Linked DNA regions of Homo sapiens: region 1 is linked to region 2. A link is a loop called in an ENCODE intact Hi-C map of the cell type or tissue named here. Cell type or tissue: psoas muscle. All regions are shown on one strand. Each heading gives the region's core, and the rest is flanking DNA. Links, peaks and the distances in the headings are about the cores only.

Evidence for each region. Peaks named below come from ENCODE experiments on the same cell type or tissue, not always from the same donor. Only the 100,000 strongest peaks of a DNase experiment are listed, where the experiment ranks them.
Region 1: it touches region 2 in a loop (8-fold over the local background); 2 of 110 quality-filtered maps call a loop at or near these places.

What each region holds. Positions count from the first base shown.
Region 1 is chr15:67,493,627-67,502,696 of GRCh38, reverse strand. IQCH (IQ motif containing H) reads right to left here. Exons shown (of 21, transcript NM_001031715.3): 20 at 8,331-8,439; 21 at 893-2,064. The coding sequence ends at 1,951. All of the region lies in intron 2 of IQCH-AS1 (IQCH antisense RNA 1), which reads left to right. LOC124903511 (a long non-coding RNA gene) reads left to right here and starts at 7,270. Exons shown (of 2, transcript XR_007064686.1): 1 at 7,270-7,804; 2 at 8,052-8,652. RefSeq lists a silencer at 628-802. In psoas muscle, for the core only: a CTCF peak has its summit at 1,298; no DNase peak of the experiment used is centred there.
Region 2 is chr15:67,546,454-67,562,131 of GRCh38, reverse strand. It overlaps MAP2K5 (mitogen-activated protein kinase kinase 5), which reads right to left. Exons shown (of 22, transcript NM_145160.3): 2 at 12,050-12,098. Among named protein-coding and RNA genes, the nearest start is that of MAP2K5, 12 kb to the right of the region's middle. RefSeq lists a silencer at 4,765-4,844 and an enhancer at 13,824-14,325. In psoas muscle, for the core only: no CTCF peak of the experiment used is centred there; a DNase peak (open chromatin) is centred at 11,541; H3K27ac peaks cover 2,393 bases.

The DNA of each region.
Region 1 (9,070 bases), core at 1,071-9,070, 55 kb after region 2:
GGTTTCCTATTTAGAAGAGCAAAAGCTCAGTAATTAATTCATCGTGACTAAATTATATTTAGGATACTTTAGATATTGTACACATATAAATGATTCTTTTTTGAAACGTGCCTTAGTTTACCAAGAGCACAGTATCTATGTAACATATATGTGTTAAAAGATAATGGACTATTGCTTCTTTTCAAATGTTCTGTAATTAAAACATGTCACTAATTTAATCTGGTCCTCTGGCTTCTTCCACTTAATTACTTGAAGTGATTGTTTTATTATACCAATTTTTCTCCTTTAATTTTGAAGCTGTAGATGTTTACGTAGAGAACCCTGCTCCCAATCACTTTCACAGGTCTGAATTCTGTGGTATATGCAAATGATAGCTGCAAAGGAGGAAAGTGGCATTGTTTGAGAAACCAATCAAGTGGGTAAAACAATGGTGTAGGATGGCGAAATCGTTTCGCTATTGCCAGCAGCTTGAGCTTCGGGAGTGCTAATCAAAATTCACATGCAAAACTTTCCGATAGATTTAACAGTTTTGTACTGTTAAGCAGGGGCTCTCACCATGTGAATGATCCACTACTGTGCCGAACAAAACGGAGACAGTTTTCTTTTAAAGTCCAGAGCAGATGAGAGCCATAAGGAGACAGAGGGTTTCATTTACTCTCAGGACACGATTGTGCCAGTGAACTAATGAGTCTCTTGGACCTTATGTTGCTCTGGCTTCAGTCGAGGCGCGGCTCTAATGGGCATGTAGGACTTCCTATCTGTCAAGTGTCTGAACAATGGGCCCCTCGAATGGATTAGAGAGATCTGGCAAGAAAAAGAGGTCAGTGTTGTACCTAGCACAGGCAGGAAACCTGGCTAATTAATGTATTTCCAACTATAGCAAAACAAAAGCTGACACACACAAATGTTAATTTTATTACAGAAACTCTTAGCCTGTGGCTGAATCACAGTTAACAAATTATTGAAATTCCACAGGTAAAAATCCTATTCCTTTCCCCAATACACTAAAATATTTTTATAGACATAAAGGTCATTCTTTAAAACAATAATGGTTTTGGTGTTGTAATTTGCTTTTATTTCACCCTTCAGTAAAGCTCACTGATGTGGAAATATTTTTGGACAATTATGAAGTGAATGCTGAAAGTTAGAGTCAGCACTACTACAATCTTAACAGTCTGCCTTTTTAAAGGTAGTATAATGTTGAACTAAACTTGAAAAAATCCTACTGCTGTATTAAATGGAGAACTAGAGAATACAAATGTTTATTCAAGCTACAGAGCTCGAGCTACACTCCATCTTAAACTAAGAGCAGATACTGCCACCTAGATACATTCTGATGCTTTGGTTAACTAGATGCTGGCTTATCCTACTTTTTGAAAAATGGCAACAATAGCAGACAATAGTGGCTTGGTATAACAAAAACACGATGAATGATAGTCACTTAAAAATTCATATAAATATAATTTCAATATAATTTGAAGCTTTGAAAAAAAGGCATTTGTGTTTTGACAAATAGCAATTCTTAAGCCTTTATTCAAACCTATAAATGCAGAAGATCGATGGACTATTAGAAATAGGAGAAAACTTTATAAAACATAAAAAATAAAAGCTACATAATCCTGAGGCCTATGAGGAAGTAAATGCGGAGGTGATATCAGTAAGACTTTTAACTTTCTTCTTTTATCAGATTACTTTTTTCTGAGTTTGAGAAGAAGAAGGGATTGTTCAACACTCTCAAATGAAAACACAAATAAGTTTTGGTTTAATAAATAAAATAAGATCACTTAATAAACAATGTTTTAAAAAGAGCATTTCATTATAATCTGTTCTGATTCACCTCCTAGCACACAAAGCAAACCAATTTCCCCTGGCTTTTATTTCTAACAGAAAAAAAAATTGCCCTTTTTATTCCAGACTGGGATCCAAATTGTTATGTACTGTATTCCAGGATCATTTCTTGGGTTTAGAGAGGTTTTTATCATCTTTGGACTGTTGCTCCTCTTCAAATCTCATTTTGTTTTCCTTTGTTACTCTTAGAATAGTTTCAATATCAGCAATGGTGGTCTGTAAATAAAGACAATATTTATTACTTAAAGACCTCTTACAATCCCTCTCCCCCAAGCATCTGGTCCTTTTGGGAGTTCACCATGGTTTAGACCAGTTCTATTCAGAATGTATTCTACCAACTGGCATTTGTCTACAGATTATGGCTTACCAGTCTTGCTGAAATGAGTAAAAAAATTGAGAGTAAGAATTTGGAAAACTTTTTAGAATTTTTATGCCTATTATGTCTAATAATAACATTGGGCTTCTAAATTGTACATCTTTAATTTTTTTAATCGTATTTTTCTAGTAATTAAATTTTCTTCTATTTTGTTAAAAATGTTGATCCATGATAGTCAGATAAAATCAAAACAAAACAAATAGTTTCCTTATTATGGATAATTTGAGAAGCATTGGTCTAGTCACCCTAAAATGAGGGCTAATAGGCTGATGGGAAGGTTTCTTTCCATTGGTTGCTGGGAAGAAAAAAATGACACATTCCCATTTACTTTGTTTATATTTTATTGAAGTACAATTCCCATACCATAAAATTCACCCTTATAAAGTATACAATTCAGTGGTTTTTAGTATATTTGCAAGTAACCATCGCTACTATATAATTCCAGAACATTTTCATCACCCCAAATAGAAACTCTGTCCCCATTAGCTGTCACTCCCCATTTCATCCCACTCCCTCAGCCCCTGGCAACCACTAATCTATTTCTGTCTCTATGGATCTACCTCTTCTGCACATTTCATATAAATGAAACCATACAATATGTGACCTTTTGTGAATGGCTTTTTACCTAGCATAATGTTTTCAAGGTTCGTCCATGTTGCAGCATGGATCAGTACTTTATTATTCCTTTTATAGAGGTGAATAATATCCCATTATATAAAATATTATCCATAGAATATAATAAAATTCAGTTATTTCTTAGTCGATGGACACTTGGGTTGTTTCTAATTTTTGGCTATTATGAATATTCCTTCTATTAACATTAATGTACACATTTTTGTGTGAACATGTTTTCAATATACTTAGACATATACCTAGAAATGGAATTGCCGGGTCATATGGTAATTTTATACTTAATTTTTTTTATAAACTGCTAAGCTTTACATATCTGTGATACCATTTTAAATTCTTACCAGCAATATATGAGGGTTCTGGTTTCTCCGTATCCTCACCAACACTTGTTATTGCCTTTTTATTTAACTGTAGCCATCTTATTAGGTATGAAATGTTTCATTGTAGCTTTGATTTGTATTTCCCTAATAACTTATGATGTTGAGCATTCTTTCATATACTTATTGGCCATTTGTACATCTTTTTTTTTTTTTTTTTTTTTTTTTGGGACAGGTCTTGCTCTATCACCAAAGCTGGAGTGCAGTGGTGTGATTATGACTCACTTCAGCTTTGACCTTCTGGGCTCAAGCAATTCTCCCCACTCAGCCTCCTGAGCAGCTAGAACTACAGGTGTGTGCCACCATGCCTGGCTAGCTAAAAATAAGTTTTCGTGGAGATGAGGTCTCACTCTGTTTCCTGGGCTAGTCTCAAACTCCTGGCCTCAAGTGATCCTTTCGCTTCAGCCTCCCAAAGTGCTGGGATTACAGGTGTGAGCACTGCAGTTGGCCTGCATATCTCCTCTGAAGAAATGTCTATTCAAATCCTTTGCTCCCTTTTAAAATTGGGTTATTTGTCCTTCTGTAGTTGAGTTGTAAGAGTACAAGAGTACTTTGTATATTGTGAATACTATGCCTTACCAGATATATGATTTGCAAATATTATTTCCCTTTCTGTGGTCTGACTTTTTACTTTCTTGATAGTGTTCTTTGATGCACGAAGTTTTAAATTTTGATGAGGTCTGATTTATCTATTTTTATTTTGGTTGCTTGTGCTTTAGGCACCATGTCTAAGAAACTATTGCTAACCCAAGGTCATGAAGGTTTATACGTATGTTTTTTCCTGAGAGTTTTACAGTATTAGCTCTTACATTTAAATATTTGATCCATTTTAACTTATTTTTTTTTTTTTGAGACGGAATCTCGCTCTGTCGCCCAGGCTGGAGTGCAGTGGTGCAATCTCGGCTCACTGCAACCTTTGCCTCCTGAGTTCAAGTGATTCTCCTGCCTCAGCCTCCTGAGTAGCTGGGATTACAGGTGCATGCCACATGCCTGGGTAATTTTTATATTTTTAGTAAAGACGGGGTTTTCACCATGTTGGCCAGGCTGGTCTCGAACTCCTGACCTCAGGTGATCCACCTGCCTCGGCCTCCCAAAGTGCTGGGATTACAGGTGTGAGCCACCGCGCCCGGCCCATTTTAACTTAATTTTTATATATGATGTGAGGCAGAGGTCCAACTTAATATTTGCATGTGCCATTTATTTAAAAAATATTTTTTCTCCATTGAATTGTTTCAGCACCCTTGCCAAAAATTATTGGCCATTATGTATGGGTTTATTTCAGACTCAATTTTATGCCATTGATCTATATCTCTATTCTTATGCCAGTACCACACTGTCTTGATTACTGTAGCTTTGTAGTAAGTTTTTAAATTGAGAAGTGTGACTTCTCCAACTTCGTTCTTTTTGAGATTATTTTGGTTATTCTGGGTCTCCTATGTTTCCACATGAATTTTAGGATCATCTTGTCAATTTCTGCAAAAAAGCCAGCTGGGATTCTGATAAGAATTACATTGAATCTATAGATCAATTTGGGAATGTCAGCATCTTAGCCTTATTGTCTTCTATTGGATGAATACAGACTGTCTTTCTGTTTATTTAGGTCTTCTTTAATTTCTTTCACCCATGTCTTATAGTTTTCACTGCAAAAATCTTGCACTTCTGTTAAATTTATTCCTGGCCAGGCGCGGTGGTTCACGGCTGTAATCCCAGCACTTTGGGAGGCCGAGGCGGGCGGATCACGAGGTCAGGAGTTCGAGGTCAGCCTGACCAACATGAAACTCCATCTGTACTAAAAATATAAAAAATTAGCCAGGCATGGTGGTGCGTGCTTGTAATCCCAGCTACTCAGGAGGCTGAGGCAGCCGAATTGCTTGAACCCAGAAGGCAGAGGTTGCAGTGAGCCGAGATTGCATCAATGCACTCCAACCTGGGCGACAGAGTGAGACTCTGTCTCAAAAAAGAAAAAAAAATTATTCTTAAGTGTTTTATTCTTTTTGATGCTATTGTAACTTGAATTTTTTGAAAACTTATTTTTGCATTATTCATTACACAAATATAATTGTCTTTTGTATACTGATTTTATGTCTTATAAACTTGTTGATGGGTTCTTTAGGATTTTCTTTTCTTTCTTTCTTTTTTTTTGAGACTAGGTCTTACTCTGTCACCCAGGCTGGAGTGCAGATCATGGCTCACTGCAGCCTCAACCTACCTGACTCAGGCCATCCGCCCATCTCAGCCTCCTGAGTAGCTGGAACCACAGGTGTGTGCCACCACACCTGGCTAATTTTTTAATTTTTAGATAGGGTCTGCCTATGTTGCCTAGGCTGGTTTCAAACTCCTGGGTTCAAGCAGTCCTCTTGCTTCATAGGATTTTCTATTTACAAGAATTTGCCACTTGCAAACAGAGATACTTTTACTTTTTTTTTTTTTTTTTTTTTTTTGAGACGGAGTCTCGCTCTGTCGCCCAGGCCGGACTGCGGACTGCAGTGGCGCAATCTCGGCTCACTGCAAGCTCCGCTTCCCGGGTTCACGCCATTCTCCTGCCTCAGCCTCCCGAGTAGCTGGGACTACAGGCGCCCGCCACCGTGCCCGGCTAATTTTTTGTATTTTTAGTAGAGACGGGGTTTCACCTTGTTAGCCAGGATGGTCTCGATCTCCTGACCTCATGATCCACCAGCCTCGGCCTCCCAAAGTGCTGGGATTACAGGCGTGAGCCACCGTGCCCGGCCGATACTTTTACTTTTATTTCTTCTTCTTTTCTCCTTCTCCTTCTTCTTCTTCTTAGTAGAGATGAGGTCTTGCTATGTTGCCCAGGCTGGTCTCAAACTCCTGAGTGCAAGTAATCCTCCCACCTTGGCCTCCCAAAGTGCTGGGATTACAGGTGGGGGCCACTGCACCCAGCGCCTTTTATTTCCTTTTCTTGCCTAATTTCTCTGTCCAGAACTCCAGTACAATGATGAATAGAGGTGGCAAGAGCAGACACCCTTGTCTTGTTCCTAATCTTGGCGAGAAGGCTTTTGGTCTTGCAATGTTAACTATGATGTCAGCTGTGGGTTTTTTGGTAGATGTCCTTATAAGGTTGAGGAAGTTACCTTCTATTTTTACTTTGTTGAATGTTTTTATCAGAAAAGAATGTTACATTTTGTTAAATGCATTTTCTGCATTATCTTCCTTTTTTTTATTCTTACTCCCATCACCCAGACTCACTGCAGCCTCAACCTCCCAGGCTCAAATGATTCTCCCACCTCAGCCCCCCAAGTAGCTGGGACTACAGGCATGAGCCACCACACCTGGCTAATTTTTGTAATTTTTGTAGAGATGGGGTTTCACCATGTTGCCCAGGCTGGTCTTGAACTCCTGGGATCAAGCAATCTGCCCACCTCAGCTTTTCAAAGTGCTGGAATTACAGGCATGAGCCATTGTGCCCAGCCTCAATCACCTTCCATTTTTATTTAGCCTTTACTTTGCTGGTAAATCCTTGTTTAAAAACTGAAAATACCTACCACAATGCCACTAAGTAGGAGACAGAAAATACTAGCAAAGATGAATCTATTCCACTGCTTCAAGTTTTTGTTATTGTACCTATATTACTGAGATTGAAAGTTTTTGCCTTTAGACCTAACATGAGTAAAAATCAAGAAAACAAACATTCATATCAGAAGGCTAGAAACCATGACATAATTAAAAGCTACCTAAGAATATCTGACTTTTTATGATTTTGAAAGTCAGAGAAAGGGCAGAGAAATAGCTTTCATTTTGTCAAAGGTGGTTGACTCTGCCCACAGCGAGACAAGCCCAGAATCAACTTAGTCTGAATGCATTTGAGGTTAAAGCATCTGATTCTGATTATTAGCTATATTTGGACAGGCTGAATGGATGAAATGCAGAGAGGCTCAAAGTTTTGCACATGGCACTAACAGATAAGATGATGCTACTAGCTAGCAGGAACTTAAAATGTAAATGATAGGCTGGGCAAGGTGGCTCATGCCTGTAATCCCAGCACTTTGAGAGGCCAAGACAAGATCCCTTGAGCTCAGGAGCTTGAGACCAGCCTAGGCAAGACAGTGAGATATCCTGTCTCTTTAAAACAAAACAAAACAAAAACCAGTAAATAATGAGCATAGATCCTTTAGGACCAGTGAACACTGATGTAACATTTGGTCTGTCTTTTCTTGAATCTTCTCAATCATGTTGTAGGGAAAGCAGTGGTCATTCTTCCAGCTCATAAAATCACATTGTTATTGTTACTGTTACTAAAGGAGTTAGGCCCTAGCTTGAATCAAAAATGTAATTAAAATTACATTTCTATTAAGCTTTTGTTGGACTTTCCATTTAGGAGAAAAACTACATGTGGTTTCTGATTGTGTCCTTTGAATTAATGAAGGCCTAGGCTGGGAATCAGATTCATACCTTGCTGTTCAATACCACGTGATCATCTCTGTTCAGACAGTATTTCAGAAACTCCCGTACAGACCTTGTTCCTGTAGTTTACAGTTTGGAGACTTCTAGTCAATTATACACAACTGGATTTGATAGACCAACATCTTTAAAGGTCATAAGAAGGCTTCTAAAGGTTAGTAGTGAAATAATCCAACCCACGGTGGAGAAACGGGTGGGGTAGATGGCCCACATACATGCTATATTTTCTGCTTCTCCCTAACACACATTGCTTTCTCGGGTCTTAGAACTTCTCTGGCTCTAGAAACTAGGGCTTCCCAGGAATCACTAGTCAGACCTTGTATTATCTGGAATATAGATAGATAACATTCGCAATTTTTGGTTGTGACGATCTCTGTTTTGGTTCCATTGTGACATTTCAGACTCACGTCCAACATCAGAAAGATCTGCTATCTTAGGAGCTGGAGTTTGAAAATGGCAGCAAGTTAAAAGTCAACTCTATTTCAAAGAAAAAGTTTCAAACTATTAAATTTAACTAACAGCCTCAGTGGGAACCTTACAGTATTGACCCTGCACACTGTAAAATATGTACTGCTTACAATAAAAAAAAGATGGTTTAGCACTTGTTTACAATACAGCATGAGGTATTTTCAGCCCTTGTATAGAAATTAACCAGAATCGTTAGTTAATTAACACCTCACCTTAAAATTGGTCTCGCCTTGCATATTAGGTGCTGATATTTCTTGATGGATGATGAAGAGATGGCGAGCAAAGGTCATGAGGACCCCCTGGAGATCCTCGCCGATTGTTCTGTTAATGATATCCAAACAAATGAGTTTACCAACGATTCCCTTCACATGCTTAAAAACAATCGCCCTCTCATTTGTGCCTGTCTGGTGATGGAATTTAATGAGTATTTTCAATCTCACAAGGTGGCAATCTTCAGGGAGATATGAAAGATGAGACTCCATTTTAACTTGTCAACAAAAAGGATTTGCGTAATAAATATTTTTTATTAATCAACTTAGCAGAATATACCAATAGGGTAGGTCATTTCTAGCGAAAGTCTACCACTGAGCTAGGATGTTGTACGAGTTCATTTTAAAAATGGTTTAAGCCCATCATTCTCAGCAAACTATCGCAAGGACAGAAAACCAAACACCGCATGTTCTCACTCATAGGTGGGAACTGAACAGTGAGAACACTTGGACACAGGGTAGGGAACATCACACACCGGGGCCTGTCGTGGGGTGAGGGGAGGGGAGAGGAATAGCATTAGGAGATATACCTAATGTAAATGACGAGTTAATGGGTGCAGGACACTAACATGGCACATGGATACATATGTAACAAACCTGCACGTTGTGCACATGTACCCTATAACTTAAAGTATAATAATTAAAAAAAATGGTTTAAGTTACTTTAGGAGAACTGTCGCTAA
Region 2 (15,678 bases), core at 5,362-13,361:
GGGCAGGCTCTCAGCAGGATGCCTCAGTTCTGGTGTTAACAATCGGAATTATTATTTTTGTTCACTCTTGGGCATATAATTGCTGATTTGATCATATAGAAAGACTGTTCTGATCCCAAGCCTGGAGAACCTCAGACAAATCTCTCATCATGAAGAGAATAAGCTTGCCCAACATGGTCAGGGGATGCTTACTGAAAGTACAGAGGGAGTTCAGTTCAACACAGGGATCTTCCCCTACCACAAGTCAGTGGGTCTTCCCTCCTGTCTGGCTGTAGTTCCAAGGATATCCCCCTGCTTGGTGACTAGGCTATGGGGACCCTAGGAGGAAGCTTGTGTTCTTTCACAATTAGCCTAATTTCAAGCAAAATACTTTCTCCCTTTATCTCTTCAGTGGCCAACAGCAATCTGATAGCATGATCGAAACCAGCACTTGGACCAGTCCTGTTCAGTGACCCATAGCTCTCACTCTTTCCAAGCACTTGTTTTCTTTCCAAGCACTTGTTTCTGGATCCTGGTTCACTGCTGCAGAGTTCCCCAACTCAGTGTGAATCGGTATCATCAAGATCACACTGTCTAAATCTAGGAGAGTCACTACCAGTATTCTGCTATCAAGAGTTGCCTGTTTTCAGAGTAAAAGGCATACACTGGTCACTTGCAGTAATGAAGAAGGCACAGTCCTGAGAGATGTTACACACATAAAGATTCTTTCATTCGCTTTAGATATAGAATCTCTAGAGCCAAATTGGGGGAGAAATGCCATTCCAGCTGTAGAGAGAGAAGAAAGGAGTCTGTCTATATATAAGTTCTAGAAACTAATATTTTCAAGGTTAAGGCGAAAGTTTTCTTAAAAATGCAGGAGACAGGAAAAAACAAAGTACAAATGATGTAATGTTACATATCACCACACATGAAAGCACTTTACATTTTTGCTTTAAAACCAGGTCAAATTCTCTTTAAATGTAGGCTAAACTGATTTGTTCTTTATGAAGTTCTGAACTTGGCATAAAAACAAATTCCAGCCTGAATAAAGTAGTTTTTTTAAAATAAATCTCATTTCTGCAACTAAGCTAGCTATAGAGATTATGGTTAAAAAGAGACTGCTTATATTTGAATTTCAATATACCCAAGACCTGAATAAGGTATTGTTCACATAGGATGGGCAAGTGCTTATATTTTGGTAAAACGAGTGAAAACCCTTCTTATAATTTATTTAAAAAAAGGGGGGGGCACCGATTACATAAAAATCATTTAAATCACAATCAAGAACAAAAGGAGAGTTCTTCAACTTCTCAAAGCTAGAGCTTGAACCTTTAAGGCTACTTAAACCAAAATATTTTGGAATTCTAAATTTCTAAGAAATCTCTTGAGGGATTATTTCAGAAGAAAAAGATCTGTGAAAGAAGTCAGCTACCAGAATAATTTCTTGAAGAGAAGTTGCATAAAAAGTAGCTATGAAACATTACAAGAGCATTTGCTTAAGTGGACAGAAAACTGAAGCCAAAAGGTTAGAATAGCTTTTGACATCAACCCAGTGATAAAATGTTGGAACTCTCCCCTTAGGGGGTCTGACTCCAAAAGAAGATTTCAGATAAGTTGAAAGAGGCATTCTAATAAAGGCTGGGGATAAAATCAGGCTTATATGGCATACTGATGAATAGTTGTTGTGGGTTAATAGGATACCTAGCTTTATATAGGTATTGGTTTTCTTTACAAACTGCTCTTTGGGAGACTGTCTGATTTGCTCTTTAATATCTATGCTTAGTCGTTTTATTAAAGACTCCTTGTTTTTGTCCAAGAGGAAACTGAGTTAGAAAAGTAACCATACCCATGAGAAGACTGGTGGCTCCAGCCAAAAGGCAAAAGCTGAGCTGTCTCTGACCCCTTGATGGCAGCCCAAGAGCAAACCACTCACCTTAACCTGTAAAGCAAAAATGCACTTCTCTCTAAAGACAGTGAATTGACAGCTACGAAAAGTTAGTGAAGGGTAAGAAAGCAGAAATACATACTAAGCAAATTACTATGACAGTAGCCTAAAATACTTTTCTGAACAAAAACTTGGATATATACAGCCCATCTAGCCAAGATTCAGGCTAGCTGCCTATCAAGCTGGATAAGCTGTAAAAATTACACTAGCTGGAACCATAAATCATAAAAACTTACTAAACTGCCACAAAGTTTCAGAGGTACAAATATGTTAGAGAACAACACTAGAAAGTAGTGGTACTAAGAAGCAAGAAAATAATTTGAGCTTTTTCTATCTTATACATGGAGGTTCTTTGCCATCTGACCAAAAAAACGTTACCGGATATGACCAACAAAAGGGGTGGGGGTAGGGGAGCAGACAGATCTGATACATTGGTTCACAATGAGAATTCCAGGCTTCTCTAGTTGCCTGGAGCATAGTAATATGATTTTCCAGCACATTAGGGAAGCAAAAGTAGAACCAGAAAGCCTATGTACTGGCTAGATTTTGTTAATGTCACTTAAAATGGAGGAAAAAATCCTAGCAAGATACCAAATAGAGTGCAGCAGATGGTAAACCAATATTATGAAGCAATCTTCACAAAATCTGCAGTGTGTCACAAATATACAAAATGGCAGAGTTTGGGAAAAGAGAATCATAACAGGCCATATGTTGTTAGCAATTTTATTTGAGGCAACATGCAATCCAAAAGAAAAACCAAGAAGAGAAACATAAAGGCCCAATAGAGAGGAGAAGCAGCCTCAGGTAAGGGGCGGTCACAATGGCCTACTGAGTAAACAGCAGATAAACAGCAGACTCCAGGGAGCTCTCAGCCAAACAGCACCCACTGCAGTGACAGGGGCTCAAGAAGGCTTTCAAGAGAAACAATCTAGCTTCTACAAAGAGCTACAGAAAGTTAAGGCAATATATTATATGTCATTTGTCACACTCCTTCTGTGCCAGGTGGCAATTAGAACTACTGCAAAGGCACTTTTCCCAGGTAAGAGAAAAGAAATGAAAACATAATTATAGAAGTTAGAAAGACATCAACAGGAAACTACCGGAAAAGATGTCATGTTTAAAGCCCTTCTCAGGCACGGAGTTAATGACGTGGGCAGGACCAGAGGCCGTACTTTCCATGGCCACATCTTCATATCCATGAGTTTTAATTTAGCTTCTTGCTTCCCTCTTCCTGATTCCTTCCTTACTTCTTTGCTTTCTTCCTCCTTCCAGCAAATAAAAGTACCCACTATGTGGTGGGCACTGTTCTGGGCACTGGGACAGTAACAGTGAAAAAAGAAAAAACAAACAAAATCCTGCCTTCATGGAACATACACTCTAGTGGAAAGAGACTGAAGGAGGTGAGGGAGTGGGCCTTGCTGATATCTGGGGAAAGACTGTTCCAGGCAGAGGCAGCAGCTAATACAAAGGCCCTGGGTCAGAGGAATGCCTGGCATGTTTGACAGACCGAAAGGAAGCCAGAGTGGCTAGAACAGAATGAGAGGTTTGGGGAGAAACACACGGGTTCAGAGAAACAATGGTGGGACAGGTTGAGGCCAGATGCGAAAATGCAGAGCCTTGGAGGGCATTTTAAGGACTTGGTCTTTTACTTTGGAGTGAGATGGAAATCACTGGAGGGTTGTGAGCGTGGTGGTGTCACCTGACTTCTAAAAGAATCACTCTGGCTGCCATGTGGAAAAGAGGCTGTATAGAGGCAAAAGTAGAACAGGGAGACCAGTTTGGAGGCCACTGTCCTAATCCCGGTGAGAGATGATGGTGGCCTAAACCAAGCTGAGGTTTTAAGAAGTCATCACATGCTGGATAAATTTGAAGATAGAGCCAACAGGACTTGCTGATGAATGGGATATAGAAAGCTTATCCTTATTACTTCACTCTTCAACCATCCATGCATTCCAGAAACACACATAGAGTGCCTATTACGTGCCAGGTACCATTATGGTAGGGATTCAAAAATAAGCTGCACTGTCCACTGACCTTAAGGAACAACTAGTCTGGTGCTTGAGTAAAGGACTCAAACTTCTTAATTTTCATACAAATTAGCAAGACTATTAATAAGAAATGACTACTCTCATAAGACTAAAAGGGATTTGGACTTTTTGCATCAGTAATATTTCCAGCCAAAATTTCAACAAATTAAAGCTCTCTTATTTTGCCCCAAATTCTAGGATGCATAATTAACTCTTACATGTTAAATAATTTTCAGGCTCAGTGTAGGTTTGTTGTGACCATTTTTCACTAACTTACCTAGTTTTACTTAAAAATGACCCTTTATATTTTTACATATACAATAGTTTAAGGAAATGAAACTTCATTTCTTCCAAATATTTTATGATTTAGACTCTTCTCTGAAGCAAAAAGAGGCTCCCACCCAACTATTCTTAACAAGATTGTCATGGCTAGCTGAACACAAGAGTATCTCCTACAGGTGTCACTCCAGTTATCAGCTATAGTTGTTTCCTATACTCTGAGAATTTACAACTTCCAGAATTGCAATTTAGCTTTAAATGGTCATACTATGCCAAATTTAAAATGAGACATAATGTGTTGGTTTAAAGATTTCCACCCTAAATACAAAATAATCTTCCAGCAGTTCATAAAACAGCTGAAAATGATTCTGTGCAATAAGGAGAGAGTATAAAATGGGGTTGAAGAAAGGCACAAATTCAATAAATATTTATTCTATAACCATGTTTTCTGAACCAAACTCAGACACACGGTTTGACAAGTGTGAAGATACTTCTGAGAGCTACAGATTAGAATACATGAGTGTAATAGAAAAGTGAAACCACATGGTTTTTATAGGTTTAAGACAGCATTTGTCTACATGGACTTAAAATGCATGTTTCAAGTCACCAGTGAGATTTTACTGTCCACGAACACCAATCCAACAGTCATTTTATAGCAGTTACTTCTCTAGAGAAAATGCTGGCAGAGGAACACAAGTAACAGATATGCACAGGAAATGCATTAGTGGGCACGGTTGATTTTTATCACCTCATGTGTTGGTGTACTCATTAATCTGCTAATGAAACTGTGAAAATCAGCAGGGGTCTCTGGGCCTATATGAATGTCAAGCTCTTACAGCATATGTAGGACCCAGAAATGCAAACACACAGGATTTTTTATGGTTATGGAATTTACCTTCATCTCAGAAAGGTTCTCACATCTGGGAAAAGAAAAACTATTCCATAACTGGTGTGGAATCAACTATCTGCTTGAAAAATAAAGTTGGATCCCCACCTGATTTATTTCACCAAAATAAACTGAAGATGGTGCAAGAATTAAGAAAAACAAGGGCTGGGAGCAGTGGCTCATACCTGTAATGCCAGCACTTTGGGAGGCCGAGGCAGGTGGATTACCTGAGGTCAGGAGTTCGAGACCAGCCTGACCAACATGGTGAAACCCTGTCTCTACTAAAAAATAGAAAAATTAGCTGGGCATGGTGGTGGGCACCTGTAATCCCAGCTACTAGGGAGGCTGAGGCAGAAGAATCACTTGAATCCAGGGGGCGGAGGTTGCAGTGAGCTGAGATCATGCCATTGCACTCCAGCCTAGGCGACAGAGCAAGACTCCATCTCAAAAAAAAAAAAAAAGAAAGAAAAGAAAAAGAAAAATAAACAAATTCTGAACTTTGTAATAAAAATACATGCTTTTTATAAAAACCCACAATACGACACATACAAATTTATATAAATAACTGTGTGTGTGTGTCTAACCTCATTAAAGTAGAAGGAAAAAAGAATATCAATGAATGTTTCTTCAATATCCTGGACTGTAGAAGACCTTTCTAAGCATGACATAAACCCAGAAGTTACAAAGGAAAATAAGTAAGTTTGACCATGTAAAAATTTTAAACTTCTCCACGGAAAAAAGAAGAGAGAATAAGAAGACCAGAACAAACCGAAAAGAGCAATAAGCTGAACAAAAACATTTGTAACACACAAGACAAAGGGCCAACCTTAATATTGGAAAACCCTTAAATCAATTAGAAAAAGATAAATAACCAAATAGAAAAACAGGCAAAGACGACAAATAGTTTATAGAAATGAAATACAAATAGCTGGCCAGGTACGGTGGCTCATGCCTGTAATCCTAGCATTTTGGGAGGCTGAGACAGGCAGATCACCTGAGGTCAGGAGTTTGAGACCAGTCTGGTCAACATGGTGAAACCCCGTATCTACTAAAAATACAAAAAAATTAGCCGGGTGTGGTGGCGCATGCCTGTAGTCCTAGCTACTTGGGAGGCTGAGGCAGGAGAATCGCTTGAACCCCTGAGGTGGAGGTTGCAGTGAGCCGAGATCACACCACTGCACTCCAGCCTGGGCGACAGAGTGAGACTGCGTCTCAAAAAAAAAAAGGAAATTAAATACAAATAGCCAAATACAAATGAGAAGATATTCAAGCTCATTTACAATTTAAAAAATATAAAATAAAACAGTAACACAGTAATATTTTCACCTATCAAACTGACATTGACTAAAAGGTTTGCTAATATCCAGAGTTGATGGGGTTGGAGGGAAATGGGCCTTCTCATACCTTGTTGGTGTGAGTGTAGATTGGTTCTACCTTTTGGTGAGCAAACACAGTAATAGATATTGAAATTTAAATATGGGTATTCTTTGTCTCAGTAGTTCCAACTCTAAGAATTTATCTTACAAATTTATTTCCACAATGATATGGTTTGAATATTTGTCCCCTCCAAAGTGATCCCCAATGTTGCAGGCGGGGCCTGGAAGGAGGTGTTTTTGTCGTGGGGGTGGATCCCCCATGAATGACTCAGTGCCCTCTCTATGGTAGTGGGTTCTCACTCTGTTGGTTCATGTGAGAAACTGGTTGGTTGAAGGAGCCTGGCACCTCCTCCACTCTCTCTCGCCATGTGACACGCCTGCTGCCCCTTCACTTTCTGCCATAAGTAAAAGCTTCCTCAGCAGAATGCAAGCAGATGCTAGTGCCATGCTTGTACAGCCTGTAGAACTGTGAGCTCTAGATGTAATGGAGAATAAGGACCTAAAAGAGGTCCTTTTAATAAGAAAACAAGGTTTAGGACCATCAGCCCAAAAGGTGAGTTCTGCAGACAGATGTCCCTCTCCTCATCCAGCCCTAACTCCCCTTGGAAACACCACACCCAGAAAAAGAAATCAGAAAGAATACAGCTCCTCAGGTTTGACCCCCTTGGGTCAGTCAAATGTGGGAATTTGATTTGGAGGCCTGAACTGTCCACCACCAACCAATTATATCCCATGCTCAGGCTATAACACAAATAATCCAAAAACGCAAATTACTCATTTAGATTTAGACCATATACATTTTATAATTTTCATTTGAATATGGACACACATAACGTTCCACTCATTCAACAAGTGTGTTCCTCTAAGGCAGCAAGCTCATTACTAAGAAGAGAGAAAGAGTGGAATAAAACATCGTACCTATCACTAAGTGACTCAAAATGTAATGAGGGAAGTTAACATGCACACACACACCAGAAGGCAGGTTGAAGGGGTTCCCTGCTCTAGTAAAGGTGCAGAGAGATTAATGCCATCTGGAATCACCGGAGGTTTCATTGAAGAGACGCCATTTCTCAGAACTGGAGAATCTGTAACATTACCTGACCTTTCCCCTCTTTTCCACTCACTCAACTCTTTTTCTCTACATTTATACAAAACAGGTACATTTGACAGCTACCCTATCTCTTGTTGCTTAATTCATATCACTAACTATAACACCATTTCTTTTATATAAGATATCAATTAGTGTTAGGTATATTTTCAGTATTAAATGTATTACTATAAGGCCAGGTGCGGTGGCTCACACCTGTAATCCCAACACTTTGAGAGGCTGAGGAGCATGGATTGCTTGAGCCCAGGAGTTCAAGACCAGGTTGGGCAACATGGCCAAAGCCCATCTCTACAAAATATACAAAAGTTAGCCAGTGTAGTGGCATGCACCTGTAGTCCCAGCTACTCAGGAGGCTGAGGTGGGAGGATTGCTTGAGTCTGGGAGGCAGAGGTTGCAGTGAGCTGAGATCGCACCACTGCACTCTCCAGCCTGGGTGACAGAGCCAGACCATTTCAAAAAAACCAAAAATGTATTACTATAAGTATTTCTTTTATTAAAGTTGTATTTATTCAAGGGTTGTTCCATTATACCCATAAGCCACTGAAATATTTCCAAAATTCCTTATAAGCTATATCTTCTCAACTATTTCTTTTTTTTTTTTTTTTTTTTTTTGAGATGGAGTCTCGCTCTGTCGCCCAGGCCGGACTGCGGACTGCAGTGGCGCAATCTCGGCTCACTGCAAGCTCCGCTTCCCGGGTTCACGCCATTCTCCTGCCTCAGCCTCCCGAGTAGCTGGGACTACAGGCGCCCGCCACCGCGCCCGGCTAATTTTTTGTATTTTTAGTAGAGACGGGGTTTCACCTTGTTAGCCAGGATGGTCTCGATCTCCTGACCTCATGATCCACCTGCCTCGGCCTCCCAAAGTGCTGGGATTACAGGCGTGAGCCACCACGCCCGGCCTCAACTATTTCTTAAACATAGATTCCATTTATTGGTTCGGATTTCTGGTTCAGAAAAAAAAGTCACCACAAAATAATCATGAAAAAAGCCAGCCTAGGATTTCAAGTCTATAGTGGAAAGTACATGATAATCCAAACACAAAACAACTAAGAACTGTCATTATTTTGTCTGTGGGTATGTTTTGTATTTATTGTTTTTCATTTAAAACTGGCCCACATGAAGATGGGCACAGAGCTGCTGCCATTGATGGGGCAAAAGAAAGAGCATGATATCACAGAACGTAAACCTGGAGTAGTAGAGGTTTATCTATATTTACACTTAACAGGCTTTTGACACACTTGGGGATAAAGAGTGCAAGTTTTATAGTCAAAAAGATGTGTGTTTGAACCTGGGCTTCACCGTTCCAAGCAATCACATTCAGCAATCATTTCAGGCCTCTAAGCTTCGTTTCCTCACAGGTATAATTTTCCTATTTCACAGACTCAGTATAAAGATTACTAACAACTTAGGCAAGTCATCTAGTACACTGCCTGGCACAGAGCAAGCTATCAATGAATGATAGTTAAAATAATCAGTATTATTATTATTATGAACCCTAACTGGAAGCCAATGAGGCAGGCACAGGCACATCAAGCCACTTTGGGGATCCGAAAAGCAAGTAAAAAGTACAAAGTAAACTTCTTTTTACCATGCTTAAGAACAACCAGAATATATGATTTCAATAATTATGACAACTCTCAAAACAAGTCCAGTACAGTGGTTGAGAATATACACTCTGGAAACTACTCCAGAAATTCCACTTTACCACTTAACAGCTGAGAGACTTTCAGCAAGTTGCTTAAAGATTTCCTTTCCTCAACCAAAAAACAGAGCTAATAATGTCCTTTTAAGTACTTCGTGGGTACAGTGGCTCACACCTGTAATCCCAGCACTTTGAAAGGCCAAGATGGGACTATCACTTGAGGCCAGGAGTTCAAGACCAGCCTGAGCAACACAGCAAGACCCCGTTTCTACAAAAAAATTTTTTTAATTAGCTAGGTGTGGAGGTGGGTGCCTGTAGTCCCAGCTACTCGGGAGGCTGAGGCAGGAAGATCACTTGAGCCCAGGAGTTTAAGGCTGCAGTGAGCTATCATCATGTCACTGCACTCCAGCCTGGGCAACAGAGCAATACTCTGTCTCAAAAAAATAACGAGTACTTCGTGGGGATCTTGTGATGGTTAAAAGAAATAAGATAACCCATGGAATGCTCTTAGCAAAGCATCTGTCAACAGTAAGTACTCCGAATGTTAACTATCAGACTGTCCATGAAACCCGTGGAACCTGCAAGGAGTTACTGCAAAGAGTCTGAATAAAGCTTGCAACACTAGTATGTATTTCAGACAGATGTACTATTTTTCTATAGTACAGAGTTCAATGTGACTAATAAAATACTAATTACATTGAGTTCTACTCATTATAGCTTTTAAAAACAGGCAATGATTGTTGAAAAATGTTCAAACAATAGAGAAACATACAAAGTAAAAAGTGTGATCATTCATCCACCCCCTCCCGCCCCCACCAACCCAAGCCTCAGGCCCCAAGTCCACTTTACAGGGTAAGTCACTGGAAAGTACTGTAGTAGGCACTCTTCAGATCCTATCTTTCAATACACACATAAAGTTGGGGAAGCGTGGTTGGATATTTTACAAAATGGGATCATACTATATGCATTATTTGTTTATTCAACAATATTTCACAGATATCTTTCCGTACAAATGTAAAAAATCCTAACTCATTCTTTTTAGTCACTGTTGAATGCTTTGAATTATAGACAAATAGTAATTTATTAATCCATTATAATAGGCATTTAGTTTACCTCTAATTTTTTGCTATTGAAAATAATCCCACAAGCCTGAGCCAGGAGGTCAAGGCTACAGCAAGCTGTGATCTCACTACTGCACTCCAGCTTGGGCAAAAGAGTGAGACCCTATCTCCAAAATAAATAAATAATCCCACAGTGGGCCAGGCACAGTGGCTGACATCTATAATCCCAACACTTAGGGAGGTCAAGGCAGGAGGCTCACTTGAGGCAAGGAGTTCAAGACTAGCCTGGACAACATAGCAAGACCCCATCTCCACATAAAATTTAAAAATTAGCCAAGCATAGTGGTGCATGCGTGTAGTCCCAGTTACTTGGGAGGCTGAGGTGGGAGGATTGTGTAAGCCCAGGAGTTCAAGGTTACAGTGAGCTATCATGCCACAGCATTCCAGTCTAGGCACCAAGGCAAGATCCTGTCTCTAAAAATAACAATAATTATCATCATGATCTCACAATGAACACTTTGTTTGATGGGCATTCAACAAATGTGTAGCTATTTCTGTTGAACTGCTTCCTGACAGTGGATCTGCTAAGTCAAAGGTTTTGCACATTTTATATGTTGATAAGAAATGCCTAATTATCCTCCAAAAAGGAAGTACTCATTGTATTCTCTGTAAGTAACCATCTTCATAAAAAACAGAAACAAAAAAGTATCCTATTGTGGAAAAACTGAAATTTTTCTACATTAAGAAGTGACCCTCTGGCCAGGTGCAGTGGCTCACACTTATAATCCCAGCACTTTGGGAGGCTGAGGTGGGTGGATCACTTGAGGTCAGGAGTTCAAGACCAGCCTGGCCAACATGGCAAAACCCTGTCTCTACTAAAAATACAAAGATTACTTGGGCATGGTGGTGCACACCTGTAATCTCAACTACTCAGGAGGCTGAGGCATGAGAACTGCTTGAACCCAGGAGGCAGAGGTTGCAGTGAGCTAAGATCGCACCACTGCCCTCCAGCCTGGGCAACACAGTGAGAGTCTGCGGCAAAAAAAAAAAAGAAAAAAGAAAAAGAAAAGAAAAAAGTAGCCCTCATCTTAAAAAAAAAAAACTACAGTTCTTACTTCATCCCTCTCAGCATCCGGGCCCTTATGCTACTGACTATCTCATCGTAGCATGACTCATTCCATGATGTCCTCTGCAATGACCTGGTTCATGACAAAACAGTTTTCTAGTCCCCAGGTCACCCTGGCCCTGTCCCCAGGCCAACTGTGGGGAAAAAGGAAGGACTAAAGACCTGAAGTGTTCCTGTCACCATCTAGCATCCCTGCTAAGCCCCACTAAAACAGAATTATTCCATGTAATGCTCATGGTAAAAGCTCTACTTTGTTGCTATGTTTTAAAGCAGCAATGGATTAAAATCTCTTAATCAATAATCACTGGCCTACAGGTAGTTTACACGTTTCATTTTGTCCTGCAATATTATCACAATCAGGAGCAAGAGCAGATAAAGGTCATGCTGGTAATTAAAGCTATATTGTAGAAATATGCTCACCCAAGATATGATTAAATAAGAAAATATTACTCAGTTCAGTATCATCATTAAACTTATATCAATTTATAAATATTTAAATGTACCATATGATGGTCATAAATAATCTGTTTTTGTCAGTTTCTAAAGTAATGCCACCCATAAACCCTTTAAAAAATGACTGCAGAAAGGAATAGTCAAGAAAGTATACAAGCCAGACTTACATTCAAATGCTGTAGTTGTTGCTTCAGGCAGAACCTGGCCTATCACATCCTAAACAAAGAAAGAATAAAGAAACACAATTAGCCATCTTCTTTATTGCTAACATGTGGCAAATCCTACAGGAAATATGAGAACCTGGGAAAGATTTTTGAAACGTTAGCATAAACTATAAAAACATTAGCTCATAATCACACTTAGCCCAGCAACGTAAACCCAGAGTTTAAAGCTCTATTCCAGGAAGAAAAATATTTAAGGAAACTTTTCCACATTTTATTAATAACATATTTTATTCTCAGTTCAACAGTCTATATACAAATAAACCGTCATGTATTTACAAAAACTTGGTTTCTTCTATGGGAGGCTGTGGAATATACTACAGTTGAAAGAGAGAGGGGTTTTGAGAGTCAGACTGACGTAGGTCTGAATCTCTGGGAAAAAAATCACCTAACCTCTCTGAGCTTCAATTTGATTACCCTCCAAAATGGGTCTGGTAATACTTATAGATGTAGCTTAAAAATTAATCTAATAAACATAAACTTAGACCTAGCACATTGAAGACATTCAACAAATGTAGTTCCTGATATACAACAAGCAACACTGTGCCTCGCACTCATCATGGTAGGAGTTCGACACCCAAGTTTCCATGACGATATAAACCCATTATGCCACATTTAACACAAACAGTTCTTATCAACCTTTACTCTTAAGCAACAGAAAACATACTTAATGACACCGAAATAAAGTTAATCTAGCCTACAACAAAAATCTAAAAAGGGTATATAATCTGACATCAATGCTTAAATAAATCTATAAAGTTGAAAACACATGAAAATTAGTATACTGAGACAGCTTAATTGAATAAGCATAGAACACCTACGCTCTGGGGAAAGTGACCCTCCATCATGTCCAGTCCAACTCCAATGGCCTGCAAACCTCATTTCTCTCCAGGAGCTCTGCCACAGTGTCCCTCCCAGGCTGCAGCAGAACTGGCACCAGGCAGCCGGCTGACAAAGCCGCTCGCAGTATTTCTCAGCAGGGAGCCCACAGCCTTTCCAAGCAGGGCACTTAGCAGAGTGGCTGCAACTTCCTTCTAAAGGCAATTCTTTAGAAGCTTTTGCTGCAGTGGCAATTTGCATAATAGTCTTGCCTCTATAGTGCTTTTTTTTTTTTTCAAAAATAAATCTGTGCATATAAAACTGATCAAAGAGGACTATCTTAGGCAGTCCTTGCTCATTACAGCCAAAAGAGATTTTTTTTTCTGAGTCTAGTCCTCACAAATGAAACATCAACTTTTTGAGGAAGCATCTATAAAAGATTTTAGTGTTAAAAAATTATTTCTACACTCTCATAGTTAGAAAGTATTTATTGACAGGAAACTGTAAAGGGAGTACAGAATAAAGCACACAGGCAATCCAGTGGAAAGCCTGAAAACATGAAATTGCAGCCAAACAGCTACAGCTGGATGCTAGCTCTCTGGCACAGCTGAGTGCACAAAATCTCTCTGTGCCTCACTTTCCTCATGTGTAATATCAGATCTTAGCTGTACCTAACAAATGAGTTAGTATTTGTAAAGTACTCAGAAGAGTGTCTAGCACATGGCAAGTGCCATATTAGTGTCAAATAAATAAAACAAAACACCAATAACTGGAATATTACAAAGCTTACTTCGTAATAAACTTTGAAATTCCAGCACCCTACAATCAGTGGAGGATGGTGATTCACTCACTGACTTCATCCTTCAGCAGTACTTATTGAACACTCATTCTAGCCAGTGTAGGTTTAAAAAAACGAGGGGAAAACAACTGCTTCATCCCCAACTCTCTAAGTCTAGGTTATCACCAGTTATTTCCAGGAAACTCCGATCTTGAGATGTGAACTGTACCTCTATAGTGTTAGCAAATTAATTTAGGCTCCTTCCTACTTAGGAATAGCAGACCCCATCAAAGTGCAGAGTTCTAACAACCAACTGAAAACCTGCTCAGTGGCAATGGCATGCCTTAGCCCATCGACATAAACAAGGCACTGCACATGCTCCTCACCTGATACGAGGAAAAGGGAGAAAGAACAAAGCAAACTTGAGTGAGAGAATCATGTGAACACAACCAACCATTTTGTTCTTTAAAGCAAATAAAGTGGGGCAATCATAATGACAAAGAGGTAAGAAGTTTAAACATCAGTAATATCTACTAGTCATTTTAAAGCAGGGTACATTTGATGATTTTATATACATTTTCCAGCTAAAGTGACTTATTTCCAAGCGGCCTTCTTCTGCTCTTGACAATATAACATGTACCTAACTAACCTAAAGAAGGTTTCAAAAGAAAACCGGGATGGGCGCAGTGGCTCACACCTATAATCCCAGCACTTTGGGGGGCCGAAGTGGGTGGATCACTTGAGGTCAGGAGTTCAAGACCAGCCTGGCCAACATGGTGAAACCCTGTCTCTACTAAAAATACAACAAAATTAGCTGGATGTGTGGTGTGTATCTGTAATCCCAGCTGCTCAGGAGGCTAAAGCAGGAGAATCACCTGAACCTGGGAGGCAGAGGTTGCAGTGAGCCGAGATCACGCCACTGCATTCCAGCCTGGGCAACAAAGCGAGACTCTGTCTCAAAAAAAAAAAAAAAAAAGAAAAAAGAAAACCGAAGTTTACATATTTTGATGATGACCATTTTTTGATACTTTTCTTCTTCCTTTCAATAAATCAGACAAATATCTGACAGATCCAAAACATCATTGAGCATCTACAACATGCCACGAGCATAAAGATCACAAAGCTGTAGGCTACAGGACAATAAAACTTGATCCTTGACTTTAGGAAGATTATAAACTGGTTACAGAGATAAAGACAAACCTGAAAGACTAGTAATATAAAACACTTAAGAGTATAAGCACCAAACAAAAGACATAAACAGCCAATAGTATTTGGTAACTCAGGAGAAAGGAAAAAATCACAGACTCAGTTTAGACAGAAATCTGTGTGTGTGTGTGTGTGTGTGTGTGTGTGTTTTCTTCTTTTTTGAGATAGGGTCTCGCTCTGTGACCCAAGCTAGAGTGCAGTGGTGCAATCACAGCTCCCTATAGCCTCGACCTCTAGGTTCAAGAGATTCTCCCACCTCAGCCTCCCTAATAGCTGGGACCACAGGTGAGTGTCACCAAGCCCCCACTAATTTTTGCATTTTTTGTAGAGATGGGGTTTTGCCATGTTGCCCAGGCTGGTCTCGAACTCCTGAGTTTAAGCGATCTACCCACCTCGGCCTCCCAAAGTGTTGGCATTACAGGCCTAAGCCACCACTCCTGGCCCAGAAGTCTTATAGATGAGGGGAAATCTGAGCTTGGAGACCACAGAATACAAAAAGAAGAGGGGAGAGGGTTGGGCATTCTCTCTCATCACACACTAACCAGACCTCTTGTATAGTTTTCCCAAAACTAGGAACTCAGTCTCCAGGGAAAAAGAGAAACACAGAAAGCTGCAAAACAGAAGACCCAAATGTCTCTACCTTTGAGGGTCAGGTCAGCCTCCATAGTTCAGCCAGTCCCTGATGATTCAGACAAAAGACAAGGCCCAGAGAGACCGACTGACTTGCCCAGGGTCTCCCAGCTATTTGATGCACAGTGACTGGAGCCCTCAA